Linked DNA regions of Mus musculus: region 2 is linked to region 1. Evidence: chromatin loops called from intact Hi-C (ENCODE). Cell type or tissue: left cerebral cortex. All regions are shown on one strand. Region 1 has its middle 6.4 kb from the start of Gm39813. Region 2 overlaps Gpd2 (glycerol phosphate dehydrogenase 2, mitochondrial).

Region 1 (8,000 bases):
CCAGGCCAGCCTGGTCTACAAAGTGAGTTCCAGGACAGCCAAGACTATACAGAGAAACCCTGTCTTGAAAAACCAAAAAAAAAAAAAAAAAAAAAAAGAAAAAAAAGAAAAAAAGAAAGACAAAAATAAGCAAACAAGCAAATAAACGAAAAATCATTCGAAGACTGCTGAGACAATCAGTCAGCCTAGTCCTGATGACCCAATTCAGTCCTTGGGGCACACATGAAGGTAGAAGGCAGGAATCTACCCCACAGTGCTGTTGTCTGGCCCCCATGAGTGGATGGTGGCATGAGAGTGTAGCACACACTGAGGCACACACACAAACACAAGCAATAAATACAACAGAGTTAAGGAAAGCACACGTGCTTTATAATTAGGGCTGACACTGGTAACAACTTCTCTGTGTCTCAAGTACTTAACCAAGTTTGCAAAGTTCTTTTCCCTACCGAGACCAATCAACAGGTTTCAGAGATTAGGACAGAGTCTGAGAGATCACGTATTCTCTCTAGTAGTACGCAGGAGCTCTTTTTTCTTTCCTTTCCTTTCCTTTCCTTTCCTTTCCTTTCCTTTCCTTTCCTTTCCTTTCCTTTCCTTTCCTTTTCTTTCTTTCTTTTTTTTTTTTCTTTTTTCTTTTTTGGTTTTTCGAGACAGGGTTTTTCTGTGTAGCCCTGGCTGTTCTGGAACTCACTCAGTAGAGCAGACTGGCTACAGAAATCCACCTGCTTCTGCCTTCCAAGTGCTGGGATTAAAAGCATGTGCTACCACTACCCGGCCACAGGAGCTCTTAAATCATTTATTTATTTATTTAGGACTTCATCTTCTAGCCAGGTTGACCTTGAACTCAACAGATCCCTCTGGGTTTTGGCTTATAGGTGTGTCTGCCACCACACTCAGCTAAGAGCTTGCCTTCGCCTCTCACTAGTCTGAAGACGAAGCTTTTCACCTGACACAAGAGCAGGAGCAGCCAGGCATGGCAGCACAGTGTGTAGTCTCAGCACCGAGAAAGGTGACCTGGAGGGTGGTTGTGAGTTTAAGGCTAGCCTAGGCTACAGAGGAAAACCCAGTGTTAAAACACTGTATCTGTATGGAGCACAGGGGTGGAAAAGTGGACTGTGGAGTGATGTATACATATGTTGCACACATACGTAGGCTGTTACGCCGCTACAAAGACAAATTAGAAGTTGTGCTTTGCAGGAAGATTGAAGGAATGGATGATCGCCATATGAAACAACATAAACCAGTCTCAAAAACTTCCATGTTTCTTCTCATATATAAATAAAAACCCCCAAAAGGCACAAAAGCAGAAGTGGCAGAAATTTAGTCTCCAGTAACCCAAAATCCAAACAAGCAAACCAAACAGCCATCCATTAAACTGCGGTTTCTCCTTGATGGCTGTTACAGGGTGTTCTTCTGTCTTACTGTCTTGTACACTCTGCACAGAGTTCCTTGAAAACTTTGCTTCTGGATAGAGGGTGATGGGGAGTGGCGCACACCTTTAAACCCAGCATTAGGAGGCAGAGGCAGGTGGATCTCTGGGTTTGAGGTCAGACTGGTTTAAAGATCAAACTGTAGGATAGTCAGGGCTGCACAGAGAATCTCTGTCTCAAAAAAAAAAAAAAAAAGCAGGGGAAGGGAGGGCGAGAAACAAAGAGAGGAAGGAAGAAAGGAAGGAAGGAAGAGAGAGAGAAGCTTCAATTTGTAATTCCCAGATAACAGAAGCAAGGCTCTCTACCTTTGGGCCTTCCATGTGAGCCTCTGATAATGATGATGATTTTGCTGATAGAGGAGGAATGAGGAAGAGGTTTGGAAGCTAATGTGTTTGCTGAGGACACAGCACCTGCTAGCCTCTGGCATGTGCTCCCTGTGTGCAGAATGCTTTCATCTTGGCTTGGTTGAAATTAGGTCAGAGCCTGCCTGTTTCAAAGCTCCTAAACTCAGTGATCTTCTCTCCTCCCCCACCCCCTGGTGTGTGTGTGTGTGTGTGTGTGCGTGCACACTCGCGCATTGGGACAGGTTCTCACTATATTGCCCTGGAACTATGGCACTATGTAGATCAAGCTTGCCTAATAGAAATCTGCCCCCCAAACAGTCTTTTTCTCTTTCTTTCTTTCTTTCTTTCTTTCTTTCTTTCTTTCTTTCTTTCTTTCTTTCTTTCTTTCTTTCTTTCTTTCTTTAAAATTTTTTATTAGATATTTTCTTTAATTACATTTCAAATGTTATCTACTTTCCTAGTTTTCCCTCTTAAAATCCCCTGTCCCCTCCCTCCTCCCCCTGCTCCCCGACCCACTCACTCCCATTCCTGGCCCTGGCATTCCCTTATACTGGGGCAAAGAGCCTTCACAGGACCAAGGGCCTCTCCTCCCATTGATGGCCGACTAGGCCATCCTCTGCTACACATACAGCTAGAGCCACAAGTTCCACCATGTGCTTTCTTTGATTGGTGGTATAGTTCCAAGGAGCTCTAGAGGTACTGGTTAGTTCATATTGATGTTCCTTCCATGGGGCTTCAGCCCCCTTCAGCTCCCTGGGTATTTCTCTGGCTCCTTCATTGGGGACCTTGTGCTCCATCCAATGGATGACTGTGAGCATCCACTTCTGTATTTGCCAGGCACTGGCAGAGCCTCACAGGAGACACCTATATCAGGCTCCTGTCAGCAGGCTCTGCTGGCATCTGCCTAGTGCCTGGGTTTGGCGGTTGTTTATGGGGTGGATCCCCAAGTGGGGCAGTCTCTGGGTGGTCATTCCTTCAGGCTCTGCTCCGAACTTTGTCTCTGTAACTCCTTCCATGGGTATTTTGTTTCCCATTCTAAGAAGGAATGAAGTATCCACACTTTGGTCTTCTTTCTTCTTGAGTTTCATGTGTTTTGCAAGTTGTATCTTGGGTATTCTAAGTTTCTGAGCTAATATCAACTTATCAGTGAGTGAATATCATGTGTGTTCTTTTGTGATTGGGTTACCTCACTAAGGATATCTTCCAGATACAACCATTTGCTTAAGAATTTCATAAATTCATTGTTTCTAATAGCTGAGTAGTACACCATTGTGTAAATGTACCACATTTTCTGTATCCATTCTTCTTTTGAGAGATATCTGGGTTGTTTCCAACTTCTGGCTCTTATAAATAAGGCTGAGATCTAAATAACTTTAAAAGTCCCACAGTCTTTACATATTCTTAAAATTTCAATCTCTTAAAATTCTAAGTCTTTTTACAATTAAAAGTCTCTTTAATTGTGGGCTCCACTAAAACAGTTACTTCCTTCAAGAGGGAAAATATCAGGGCACAGTCACAATCAAAAGCAAAAGTCAATCTCCAACCGTCCAATGTCTGGGACACAGTGGAGCATGTGTCCTTATTACCAGTTGGAACATCTTCTGGGTATATTCCCAGGAGAGGTATTGCTGGATCTTCCAGTAGTACTATATCCAATTTTCTGAGGAACCACCAAACTGATTTCCAGAGTGTTTGTACCAGCTTGCAATCCCACCAGCAATGGAGGAGTGTTCCTCTTTCTCCACATCCTCGCGAGCATCTGCTGCGACCTGATTTTTTTTTTTTCCCCTTCTGGACAGGGTTTCTCTGTGTAGACCAGGCTGGCCTCGAACTCAGAAATCCACCTGCCTCTGCCTCCCAAGGCAGGTGGGATTCAAGGCGTGAGCCACCACTGCCCGGCAGAATTTTTGATCTTAGCCATTCTGACTGGTGTGAGGTGTAATCTCAGGGTTTTTTTGATTTGTCTATTTCAACAGTCTATTTTTTTTTTAAAGACTTATTTATTTATTATATGTAAGTACATTGTAGCTGTCTTCAGACACTCCAGAAGAGGGAGTCAGATCTCGTTATGGATGGTTGTGAGCCACCATGTGGTTGCTGGGATTTGAACTCTGAACCTTTGGAAGAGCAGTCGGGTGCTCTTACCCACTGAGCCATCTCGCCAGCCCCAGTCTATTTTTTTAAGGTAATCATACAAAGAGATCACTCTTGCTTGTTTCTAATTTATGCTTGCTATCAGGATCAATCAATCAATCAGTCAAGCAAGCAAGCATGGAATTACATTTTTCTTGGCACTGGTCTTCTGCTATGCCTGCAGTCTAGCACTGAGTGTGTAGACTCCAGGCTCTCATTTTACAGTGGGGTGATCAGGTTTATGTTAAACCTATTACTACTGAGTTTTAAATGATCTCCAGGTGACTTAAGGTCTTCCAATGCAGAACTGCAGGAATCTCCAGTTTCCAGGGCAGCTTGCCCCAGGCTCAGTTACCGGATTCGAAGGGATGGCAACTGACTTTGCTTAGAGACCAATTCTCCATTTCAGTGACTGCTTCACCCAGCTCTCTGTATGAATTTCCTGGGGCATTTCTGCTTACTCACCAGCTTCCTGGAGCTATTAAAGTTGAAGGCTGTGTTCCAGAGAAAACAAGATGCAGGGTAGCTCATTGGCATTTGAAAAGGCTTGTTTTCAGTGCTGCTCTGAGAAAGAGAAACCGGGCTTGGACCTGTCCAGGAGAGGAGAACACAGTTTCTTCCCCTCCCCACACCCCAAGACCTCCAAATTGAAGCAAATTTCTTGGTACCATGTTATATTGATGCTTTAAACTTTTATTTTAAGAACACTTTCCCAGATTCCTATAAAGTGGGCATAAAACCGCAAGTACCCGTCTTAAAATATATTTAGTATTTTATTTCATCTTTTCAAGGATCATATATTTTCATTTCATTCTTGATCCTAACTCTGTGAGGCATTGACATGGGGAGATCTTCTGTTGGATATTCTAGATGTCTATAACCCCACTGTTAAGAATCCAGGTAACAGGTAGGTGGGAACTTGCTAACTGAGCTCTTTGAATCTTGGGGTCTCCAAGACTGTCCCCCATCCTGCTGAAGGAGTTAACATTTCCCTGCTAGCCATTCAGCAATACTTTATCATTTTTGCATTTGTGAGTAGTAAACTTGTCTTTATTTAGTTTTTAGTTAGCTTCTTGGTGTTTTCAATTACTACACATAATGGGCAAGGTTATAAGTATATATGAGTTAAAATACACTAAGCAAGGCATGGAAGTCAGAGGTGAACATACAGAGGGAGCCTCAGGACAGAGGGTTTTGACCGGATGCTCAACCAAGTATCAGAATGAGGGCTAGGAAAATGGATCAGGCCAGAAAGGTCGTTGTTTCACAGCTTTCACACTGGAATTGGTTGCCCAGAACTTACCTAAAGGTGGAAGACACACTGCTCTACAAAGATGTCCTCTGATACCACACAATCCTATGATGTACACTTTCCACCATTCACACGGGCACACACACACACACACACACACACACACACACACACACGCACGCACGCACACAAGCACACACCGATACCACTACCAAAACCAGCAATAATGGGGGGGGGGGGGGGGGAAGAATCAGAATGACTGTAGGTTAGTATTGGGAATTCTGAGTCACACACACACAAAAAAAGGCCCACAAATTTTTTCTGGCTTTTCTAGTGTTTTACAGACATTATCACACTCAATCTTGTCTTGGTCATTTGCTCTTTGGGTTGTGTTGGCATGTTGTCTACAGTTTACTCATTTATTACAACCAAAGCAAACTAAACAAACAAACAAACAAAATCCACAAAGTTAACGTAAGATTTAAAGATTATTTGCTGGGTGTAATGGTACACACTTTTATCCCAGTATTGGAAAGGCAGAGGTATACATACTTCTGTGAATTCAAAGCCACTTTGGTCTTCAAAGAGTTCCTGGTTAATCAGGGCTACATCGTGAGAACTTGACTCAGAAAGTGTAGAGGAATTTTAATCCAGCAACATGGCTGCTCTTGCAAGGGATCATATCCAAAGACCTTCTACGTCTGTGTGATCCAGCTGGAATGCAGACACACCTTGGAATACTGTGCGTTCTGGCTGGAATAATGCAGACTCACGACACACCTTTAATCTCTCTGGCTGGAATGCAGACACACCCTTAGTATACACCTTTAAGGTAAAATTAGTTTGTAAAAGGAAGCAGCCATATTGGAAAGTGACATCTAATTGAGGGGCAGATGTGACGAATCAAAGAAAGATTTGACAGATGAGTCAGAGATATAGGATATATCCAACTCATTTGAGAACAGGAGAGGATGAGAGGCTACAAAAGAGCAGAGACAGAGACAGAAAGAGAAAGGTGGAGGTGTGGGTGGTATATGTGCATAGCAGTTTTACCAGGACAGATTTACAGAGACAGGTTATAGAGAGAGCATAGACACAGATGAAGACAGAACTAGCCAGAAAATGAGAAGGAACAAGAAAATGAAAACAGGCTGGGCAGTGGTGGCACACGCCTTTAATCCCAGCACTCGAGAGGCAGAGGCAGGTGGATTTCTGAGTTCGAGGCCAGCTTTGTCTACAAAGTGAGTTCCAGGACAGCCAGGGCTACTCAGAGAAAGCCTGTCTCGAAAAACCAAAGGGGGGAAAAAAGAGAACAAACAGATAAAAACAACAACAGAAATCTATCTGTAAAGCTAGGGCTACAGCTCACAGGAGAAGCACTTGGGGCAAACCATAATGCTCTAGGTTCCATCACTAGTACTGCCAGTACTGTATCGTTATAATAATAATAATAACAACAACAATAATAATAATAATAATGGCAATGATATTAAAGAAATAAACGAAAGTAAAGAGTGTGTGCATTTTGCTGAAGAGTAGTGTTCGGTATAAGTAAATCACATGACTGGGCCTTATTAGCATCGCTCCCTGATGAGGACACCAGAGCTCTGGCAGGTACAGAACTAGATCATGGGTGAAGACTTTGCATGAAAGTGCGTCAGAGATTATGTCGTTTCCCCATTTTTCTCTTATTTCTTTGTTTAGCTAACTACGCGACCTTAAGGAAGTTATTTAAGTTTAACTGTGGGCTTTCAGTTTCTCATTTGTAAAACAAAAGTTGGAAGAGCAATAGCATTCGTGGCTCTTCCTATTTATATTTCTTTCTCCTTAATATTTCATAAGTTGTATGAACATGTGTAGTAAGGGGAGAATTTGGTTCTCAAGAAATGTACAGGATCTAATGCAGTTGTCCACAGCCAATGCAGTGGATGTCTTGGGTTCTGTTCCCTGCACTGTGACAAACAAACAAACAAACCAACCAACCAACCAAACCAAAGCAAACAGACAGAATGCATGAAAGAATCTTCTAGAAAACTTAGAGGGAATCTGAGTGACTGACAGCTTTGTTTGCTTTTGGTTAATGTAAAAAGAAAAGGCAGTTTCTGGGGGTTGCACAGCTGTCCCTACATTAACATGACTGTAGATAGCATGATGGGCCGTGATGCCAGTGGTTGTCCGTGTTATGGTACAGGGATTGCAAAGCGGCTTTTGTTGAGATCACTAGCTCTTTCTTCACTCCCCTGTGAAGGCTTCGAGTGGAGGACTGAATGTGCTAGACACTTTTCTGTTACGGTGGCAAAATATTTGACAACAGTAACTTCAGGATGGAAGAAGGGTGTTCTGGCTCACAGGTTGAGCATAGTCCGTCGGGGGTGGGGTGGGGTGGGGAGGCACAGCAGTGTGAGCCCCTCTGGCTGAGACAGCAGGAGCTGGGCTGCTGTCCCAGCAGGAAGCTGACAGCAATGCTGGTGCTCAGCTCACTTTCCTCCTCCATTCTGCAGACGGACGCTTCTTCCTACAGCAGGGGTGGTTTTCCTGCCTCACTTAAGCCTCTGTCTTTTTAAAATTAATTAATTAAATTTGTTTTATTACTTACCTATTTATTCTTTACTTATTCACTTTATGTCCTGATTACTGGCCCCTCCCTAACACCCCCTCCCACAACTCTTCTCCCATCCCCTCCCCCCTCTCCTCTGAGCAGGTGGGGGGGGGGGCAGGGGCTCCCCTGGTTACTCCCCAACTCTGGTACATCGAGTCTGTGATAAACCTCTGTCTTAATTAGAGTTTACAGTTCAGAGATTTAATCCATTGTCATTAGGACAGGAAGCGTGGTGGCATGCAGGT
Region 2 (8,000 bases), 130 kb after region 1:
GCAGGTGGATCTCTGAGTTCAAGGCCAGCCTGGTCTGCATAATGAGTTTCAGGACAGCCAAGACTACACACCATGCCTGCCTTGACCACTGTTTTACATTCAGAAAGAATGTTTCTTTTCAGTCACTTCATAGCTTCATCAAGTACTGTCCCTAGAGTCTTTTCCATGTCATAACAGCTTACTCACTGCCCCTCAGTGCTTAGATCTCCACTTTAACATCATATTGTATGTTCACTCACTCTCCAACCAAAGCCTCTCCAAATGTCACTGTTATCATCCAAATCAGGGTGGAGTGTCACCCTTTCTTATTGCATTCATTATTGTTACCTTGGTGTAGACTCCTGGTGTGTCTAATGCACTGTACTGGCTTCTCGCCAAGTAAGACAGTGTTTCCATCTTAACAACTTTGGAAATTATATGAGAACATAATCCAGACTGTCACTGGATGTGTCCAGAGGCCTTAGCAGAATGTACATTTTACAGTTGGCTTTTGAGACATTATATTAGTCGTGGGGACACGGGGAGGGCACTGAATACTGGTAGGCGAGGAAAGTGGCCCTGGAACTAGTCTAGGAACACTTCAAAGTTTAGAGCCTGGAACGATAAGGAAGGATATAGAAGACATAGAAAGGAGTGGCTTAGGTTGGGCAGTGTCATAAGACTAAGAGGGCATTGTGACTCAGAGGCTAATAGTACGTCAGACTGCTTCAAATAGCCAACATTTAATTCTCAAATTAATCCCTTCAGTTTCTAATATGAAGTCCAAGGTCAAGGTACCATCAGCTCTAAACCTCTTTCTATGGTTCATGGACAGAGAGCTCCTTGGCATATTCACATGTGTATGTAGTAAATGAGTATTATTGGGCGTCTTGTCACGTATAGTGCAGATGAGTGTTGGGCACTAGCCTAACCTTCAAGTGTTCATAGATTCCTAAAGATGGAATTCCTGGGCAATATGAGTGAAAGGGACATTTTAGAGGCTTAACTTTATTACATTCTTCAAGGGCATAGTGAGTGAGTGGCCCTATGTTTTAAAAATTCTGCTGTAGTGATTCTAACGTCATATTCTTCAGTGAATTGTGGTAGAAATCTGTGGTCAGTGCCTTGATGTCCTCATTGTCTGTGTCAAGAGGAGCCCTGTCTTTGGAGTATTGATAAGCATCCCAATGGACAGCCCAGGCTCTGAGAGCTGAGTTTAGTCATGTGCTAGTGCCCAGCTGTGAAGGGAATGGCGGCCTCCACCCAAATTTTATAGTTGAGGAAACAGATCTAGAAGCAGTAGATCGTGGAGCTGCATCTACAACCTGTCCCTTGGCCCCCTTCTTGCTGCCTCTGTACTGGCTTAGAAATAACTCTTCCAGGTTTTGGGTTTTACCTCTTCATGAAGACAGCACAAGAATGCGTAGCTTTTTTTTTTTTTTTTTTTTTTTTTTTTTTCTGTGTAGAGGATCCAGAGCATGTTTTTATAAGTAATCTTTTGTGCTAGGAGGTAGGAAGAAAGAGAACATTCTAAAACCCAGTTGTGCTGGGTTACCAAGATTTAACTTGATTGCAAACTTTATGAGTAGGCGGATGTTCTTAGGAAGTACTCCTAACCTCTAGAAAGTAACAAAACTAAACAGCTAAAGGAATTATTCACCTTCTGAGACCCAGGAGCTTAATGAGGACAGTGGATGGTCTGGAGAGTACAAAAGAGAGGGAAACAAGAAGGAAAAGGTTAGAAAGTTGTACTTCTGAGAAAAGGTTAAAAGCATTGGGATTATTTAACCTGCAAAAGTGAAAGAGGAGCAGGGTGATTAATAACTCTGCATAGATGAATTGTGTTGTTTCCACGGTCAATACCCAATGAGTGGCCCGTATACGGAGCACGCTACCAAACAGTGTAGAGAATAATAAATAGCTCAGAGTTCCATGGACCTTCCTCTCTGTGTGGATACAATGCACATATGTGTCAGAAATGCATGCTTGTCTTCAAAGTTTACAGATATATTTAGAGAAGTGGTTGGTTGAGACTGAAAGTCAACTGATAGAGAAACATAAAGGAGTCAGACCAGGGCTGTGTGGGGAGTCGGGGAATGACTGAGGAGCTGGAAAGGGCATGAAGGAAAGGGCCATCTCCAAACTCTGCACACCCGGGCAGGAATGACTGTGTGCGAGAAGATGGCAAACAGGGAGATTTTTGTGTTCAATGAATACGGGAAGCTTTCACTTCACTTCAGATGATTTGAAACGTTTGCAATGCTATGTGTATGGTAAGTTTCAACAGAGAAATTCCCTTGGAGACCTCAGATGAAGCTTGCTTTTTAGGAGGGCCGAGCAGGAAAGGGCATGAGCGTCACTCAGAACATATTTAGGGAAATGCTGTCTAGAAGAGAGACAGGGAGACTTCGTAATTTTCATATGAGGTACATCTTGATTTTCATTGTGAGTCCTTGAGTTTCAGTTTTCAATCAGATAGAAGACATAGTCAGATAGGAGGTGACTCCTCACCAATTTTGTTCCAGTCAGGGAACTTGCTGTTAGGATTTTTTCTTTTCTGTGATCCCTAAATTAACCTGATAGAAAAAAGACTAGAAAAACAGAAGGAGGCAAGTGCAATACCAGTTTTAAAGAGCAGAAAGCAAAATATGTCTTTGTGACCTAGGAATGGTCTTCACATTGATCCTGGCTGTTTTTCTTAATTGAGCTCATTAATTTTTATTATGTTCACTATGTTTCTTATAATTTAGCAAGAAGTGTAGGCTATTCATGCAAATAAGGGGCCCCTAAGGAAAAAAAAATTTTTTTTCATACATGTCCTTTTTGCATTGCAGTAAGGATCAAGAGAATGCTATAGAAGTGATATATACTGTATTTCATACAGCCCCATGAATCTTTTTTTGCAAATCACCAATTTTGACCTCTGAAGGGGTCTTATGATAGCAGGTTACAGCGCTCTGTCCCCTCGACCTAGTCTAGTTTGGTTCAAGCGTTTACATTACAGGGCTGATGCTGTGCTTTCTTGGTGTGCCAATAAGCATAGGAGCAAGTGCATTTCTGATAATAAGCTAAAACAATAGCCACCAGTGTACCAGGAGAGTTTTTATAGAGACAAATGATAAACCTTGTACTGGGGTAGACGAACTTCATTCATTCAAGCTAAGTCTGACAGGCTTAGCAATATAACAGGCATGAAAAAGAGTAGCTTTAGTTGACTATGACTGCCAATCAATTTACAGTGGATCATGATTGTCCCCTACTCTAATGTATTCTTTATTTGATAGCTCACATAACTAGAAAGATATTACTCCTTTGTAGGTACTTTATCTCTGTAGGAGCATGGCGTTTGTTTGTTTGCTTGTTTGTTTTCTGACAATTGGTCTGGAAGAAAACATCCAAATGACATAGGGCTTTGAAGTCACGCCTCTGTTGAAGCTCTTGACTAACAAATCTCTAAGGGGTAAAGTACTTGACGTTGCTTTCAGTGTGTAACCTACGATTCGGATGGCTCTACTGTAGCAACGTCCTGGTCATCCCAAGTAAGTTGGAAGAATTGGAGATTATATCTAATCTCAACCTAAAATGTCTTAATAGGCATATTACAAGTAGCAGTGTGATTTAGATACATGGCTCAGGCAGTCCATAATGGAAACACACTTAGGAAGAAGCTACATTGTGACGTGGATGGACAGATTTCCTCCTCCTCTGAAACATCACAATTATTTGGTAGAGGGTGAATAAACTTCATAGGCAGTGAAAGAATATGCATTACGTAAGAGATTGTCATTGGAGGGAAGGCTCAGAGGCAGCATGTCCAAGGACATGACTTTTAGAATAGTTTATAGAAAGTAGCCGGAAAGGAGTCATTGAACAAGACAATCCATTTTAAAGCCGTGACTGGTGGATTTTCTCATGTAAAGAGAGAAGTCTGCAGTGAAGAATATCACTGGAGATTGAGAGTTCGAGTTTTATTTAATCACAGAAAAGTAGATGTAGACACACTTGTTTAGTTTTACATTCAGTATTATGCAGCATTCATGAGGTTTCATTTCTTCTGCTGCATCTATTTTTGAAGAGAAAGGAGGTGGAAAGGAATACTCTCAAAAATCGTTCTGTCTAAGAAAACAGAATGCCAAGCCTTGCCGCTGCCACGGTGTGCACAGTGCTTTGTGTTCCCCAGCCTCCGTCGATGGTCATTTCAGTTTCACATTCACCACATGGGGCCTGTGAAGTTGGGAATTTAAGATATGCATTGGCTATTGCTTGGTGATGGTGCATGGCACCCATCTCCGTGGCTTAGGCTGTTAGAGATGACTCAGTCATTAAGAGGGCTTGCAGCTCTTACTGACTGCTTCACACCCACACTGTGCAACTCACCACTCTCACCACTCGTGAAACTCCAGCCCCAGGGAATCTGATGCCCTCTGCTGGATGCCATGGGCACCCCACATGCGCACATACATATATAGGCATAATTAAAATATAATAGAAATGAATCTTAAAAACCCTTCTCAGTGGCTTAACACAGGCAGAGATTTTTGTTTGTTTTTGAATTTGAGACATGCTTTATGTAGCACTTGCTGTCCTGGAACTCCACATGTAGATGCTGTCACTCACAGAGATCTGCTTGCCTCTGCCTCCATGACTTTCCCCGAGCACTGGAAGTAAAGGCGTGCACTACCATACCCAGCTCAGCCAGCATCTGATGCTTCTCCTCCATGTCTGTCTAAGTCATGCTTGCTCTCAGGGAACAGGAACAAGAGAGGCAGAGAAAACTAGGAAGTCTCTTTAAGCCATATTTCAAAAGTGGATTATCTTATACCAGTCATGTTATTGGCCAAAGTAAGTCACATGGCTAGAGCATATAAAAATAGGTTTAAGGAATACATGATGTGGGAAGTAGGTGTGTGTGTGATTTATACCATTTATTTATTACATTTATACCAGTGAAGAGAGATTTGCAAACAGTATATACTGTAATATTGTCACCTGAGTTAGTTAGGTGCGAGAGTGACAAATGGGATATAAGGGCAGTGCTTGTTGCAGATGCTGACCTGAGATTCTGAGAGCCTCTAGCAGACTGTGGAGGATAGCCAGCTTTGTGCTGATTGACTGTCAGAAGCCCTTGCCGGAACTTCTGCATGGCTGACCACCGGCACTGCCAGCCATGCTAGAGTAGCTGCTCAAGTCATATAGAGTTCATTTTTATATGCTTTCCTTGTCACCACGCTTTAGGAAATGTGCTCTTGTAGAATTTGATAGTCAACACCACACAAGAGCAACTACAGTAAAAAGAAGCTGTGGTGTGTGTTACCACATGTAGAATGGGCATCCTGATGGTGTGGGGAAGCAGTCAGTAGTACCACATACATGTAGAACGGGCATCCTGATGGTGTGGGGAAGCAATCAGAGAGGTGAAAAACATGCTCTATGAAATTTAAGAAAGGATGAACTGACCGCAAGCCCCACAAGAGTGTGCCTAGCTAGAGCCAAAGCTTTAGGAAGAACCAGACAAATGCAGGTGAACACAGCAAGTGTTTAAGGTCACAGTGTTTTGTATCTGTGGTTATTAGACTGTGTCTTAAGTTGCCCAACTAGAGGGAGTGGTGGAATGTCAGTAAAACTGGATGTTGATTCAATGAGAATCAGTTTCTGCTGATAAAAGGGGCAGGGGGAGTCAATAACTCCTATTAATCTGCAACCTTTGTGCATGTGCCTTCTCCTTTGTAGGAAGAACTTGAAACAGCCACGAGATTTCTGTACTATGAAATGGGCTACAAGTCTCGAACAGAACAACTTACAGATAGCACTGAAATCAGCCTGCTGCCTTCAGACATCGATAGGTACTTTCAATGCTCTTCCCGTCCTCCCCTTCCATAGCCTCCTCCTCCTCTTCCTGTCCACTCTTTTATGTAAGACTATCTGCCATTATTCAATTTTGGGTTGCAGGTACAAGAAGAGATTTCACAAGTTTGATGAAGATGAAAAAGGCTTCATTACCATTGTTGATGTTCAGCGTGTCCTAGAGGTGATACATACTCCCCCACCCCATTATTAGTTCTCTGGTATAGAAAGATATAAAATTAATATTAGTTTGCATGTTTTCCAAGTAGCATTTTAAGGGTTGAACAGTCTAGCTACATTATCAGGAAGTTACACATAATTTTTAGTTTAACCCTCACCTCTCTGTGCTCCCCTGCCTAGAGTATCAATGTACAAATGGACGAAAACACACTGCATGAAATTCTCTGCGAAGTAGATTTGAACAAAAATGGACAGGTTGAGCTGCACGAGTTTCTGCAGGTGAGTTGTCACGAGGCAGATGCCGCTGCGGTCTTGCTTTTGCTTGTCCTCATCCCGAGAACGGATTCTTAAGTCGACCTGTTAGTCGCTTCATTCTGAAAACATAGCCTTAGCCAGAGCAGTTGATCTGTCTGCCCTCAGTGATGAGTTCTGTTTGTGTCTGTCCGCTTTTATAAGAGGCACCTGTTTTATTGGCTAATTTAGATAAAATCCAAGTTAATTGTGGCGTACAGAATTGCATAATTAAAGAACAAGGCCGTGGGCTATGATTGCGCCGCTGCCTATGCCGAGAGGCAACAGAGTACTTCTAGTATGGAAAGTCACCGTTCACTGTTGTGTGGGAGAAATTATAACCCATAGTTTTTTATTCATTGGATAATCATACTCACCTAAGAATACAATTAGTCAGTTCTTATACTTTGAAGAAGCAGAAAAGTAAATGGGAAGGAAGTTAAACTCCAGGATCAAGACCACAAATTCAAACATTTCCGTGTCTGGTGGTCAGCTAACCAAGGCTCCAATTGTTCAATCCTTCTAACCATGAAGGAAATCCATTTTGTTCCTGTAACCTCACACTAGATGCTCTACATCACCCCTTAATCGTTCTGTAAAGGAAAGGATTTTAGCAATGTATTCCTAGCTGTCCATGGGACTGATCGTTTGAAGAACACATTGGTTTCAGGCAGCCCGGGTTTTTCTGTAGTGTTTCTTGGGCAGGTATTTCAAATGAATGCCAGGTCTTGCTTGCACCATGGCAATGATGAATGCTGAACATGAAATAAATTAATGCTGGGATTTTGGTCAATGTCAGCCCTTTCTTCACTGTGTCAAGTTAAACAAACAAGATCAAGGCAGAGGAAATGGTAATTGTCTCTCTGGAGATGAGCTGCAGATAAGAGCATTGTTGAATCTAAATGCAGAAAATTTTCTCAGGTTGTGTCCAGCATTACAAAAAAGAGTGTTTAGTTATTTAACTACTAACTGTTTAACTGAATGCGAATTTCAAATGGAATTTGAGATTTATGGTTAGGACTTTTAACAGGAAACATTTAAAGCCTCTTTTTGAATAGTTTTTCTGGAGAACACTTCCTTGTCTTAGAATTTCAGAAAACTCTTCTTTAAATAAATAGCTTATGCTTCATTTCTTGTGTTTTACAAACAAACAGCAGCATTTAGACCTAAAAAACCCAGGGCTTTAGAGACAATGGGAGTCTAATTTAATGAGTATGTTGTATGGTTTGGGTTTTAAGTAATTTTCTTCAATGTCGTAGAATTATACACATAGAAAATAATTTAAACCACCTGCAGGTTTTCCTGTAGAGTTTTAAAATAAATTAGTATTTCCTGTCCAGTTCTAAATAAAAGCAACCATTCATGCTTTCAAGAACACAGCATAGTTTCCAAGTTATAAAACACATTGGCTCTTGTCCTTATGAGGTCTGTTCACACCTAGATACTATTTTTTCTTGCAGTACGGTTCTTGGATACATGTAATACCTAATAGAAAACTTTAAGCTTGTTGAGGTTGGTACAGGAAACACTGTCAGTGGCTGAGAGAAGAGGAGCCCCACTCTGACTGTTGTTACCTCTGATAAGTCCCAAGGTTCTCCCAGCATCAGAGAGAAAACAACAGTCAGAAAACTGTTCTCTTGTTAAATGCCAGCAGTCCTTAGGTAAAATAGTTCTCGATGTAAAGTATGTTTCCACATCTGAATGTT

What was found. Hi-C counts contacts between places; a loop is a spot of excess contacts. Peaks named below come from ENCODE experiments on the same cell type or tissue, not always from the same donor. Only the 100,000 strongest peaks of a DNase experiment are listed, where the experiment ranks them.
Region 2: it touches region 1 in a loop (2.1-fold over the local background); 2 of 42 quality-filtered maps call a loop at or near these places.

The regions. Positions count from the first base shown.
Region 1 is chr2:57,225,727-57,233,726 of GRCm38, forward strand. No RefSeq gene overlaps it. Among named protein-coding and RNA genes, the nearest start is that of Gm39813, 6.4 kb to the left of the region's middle. In left cerebral cortex, no CTCF peak of the experiment used is centred here; a DNase peak (open chromatin) is centred at 4,381.
Region 2 is chr2:57,358,322-57,366,321 of GRCm38, forward strand. It overlaps Gpd2 (glycerol phosphate dehydrogenase 2, mitochondrial), which reads left to right. Exons shown (of 17, transcript NM_010274.3): 14 at 5,710-5,822; 15 at 5,929-6,007; 16 at 6,184-6,282. Among named protein-coding and RNA genes, the nearest start is that of Gpd2, 120 kb to the left of the region's middle. In left cerebral cortex, a CTCF peak has its summit at 4,412 (motif pointing left); a DNase peak (open chromatin) is centred at 4,308.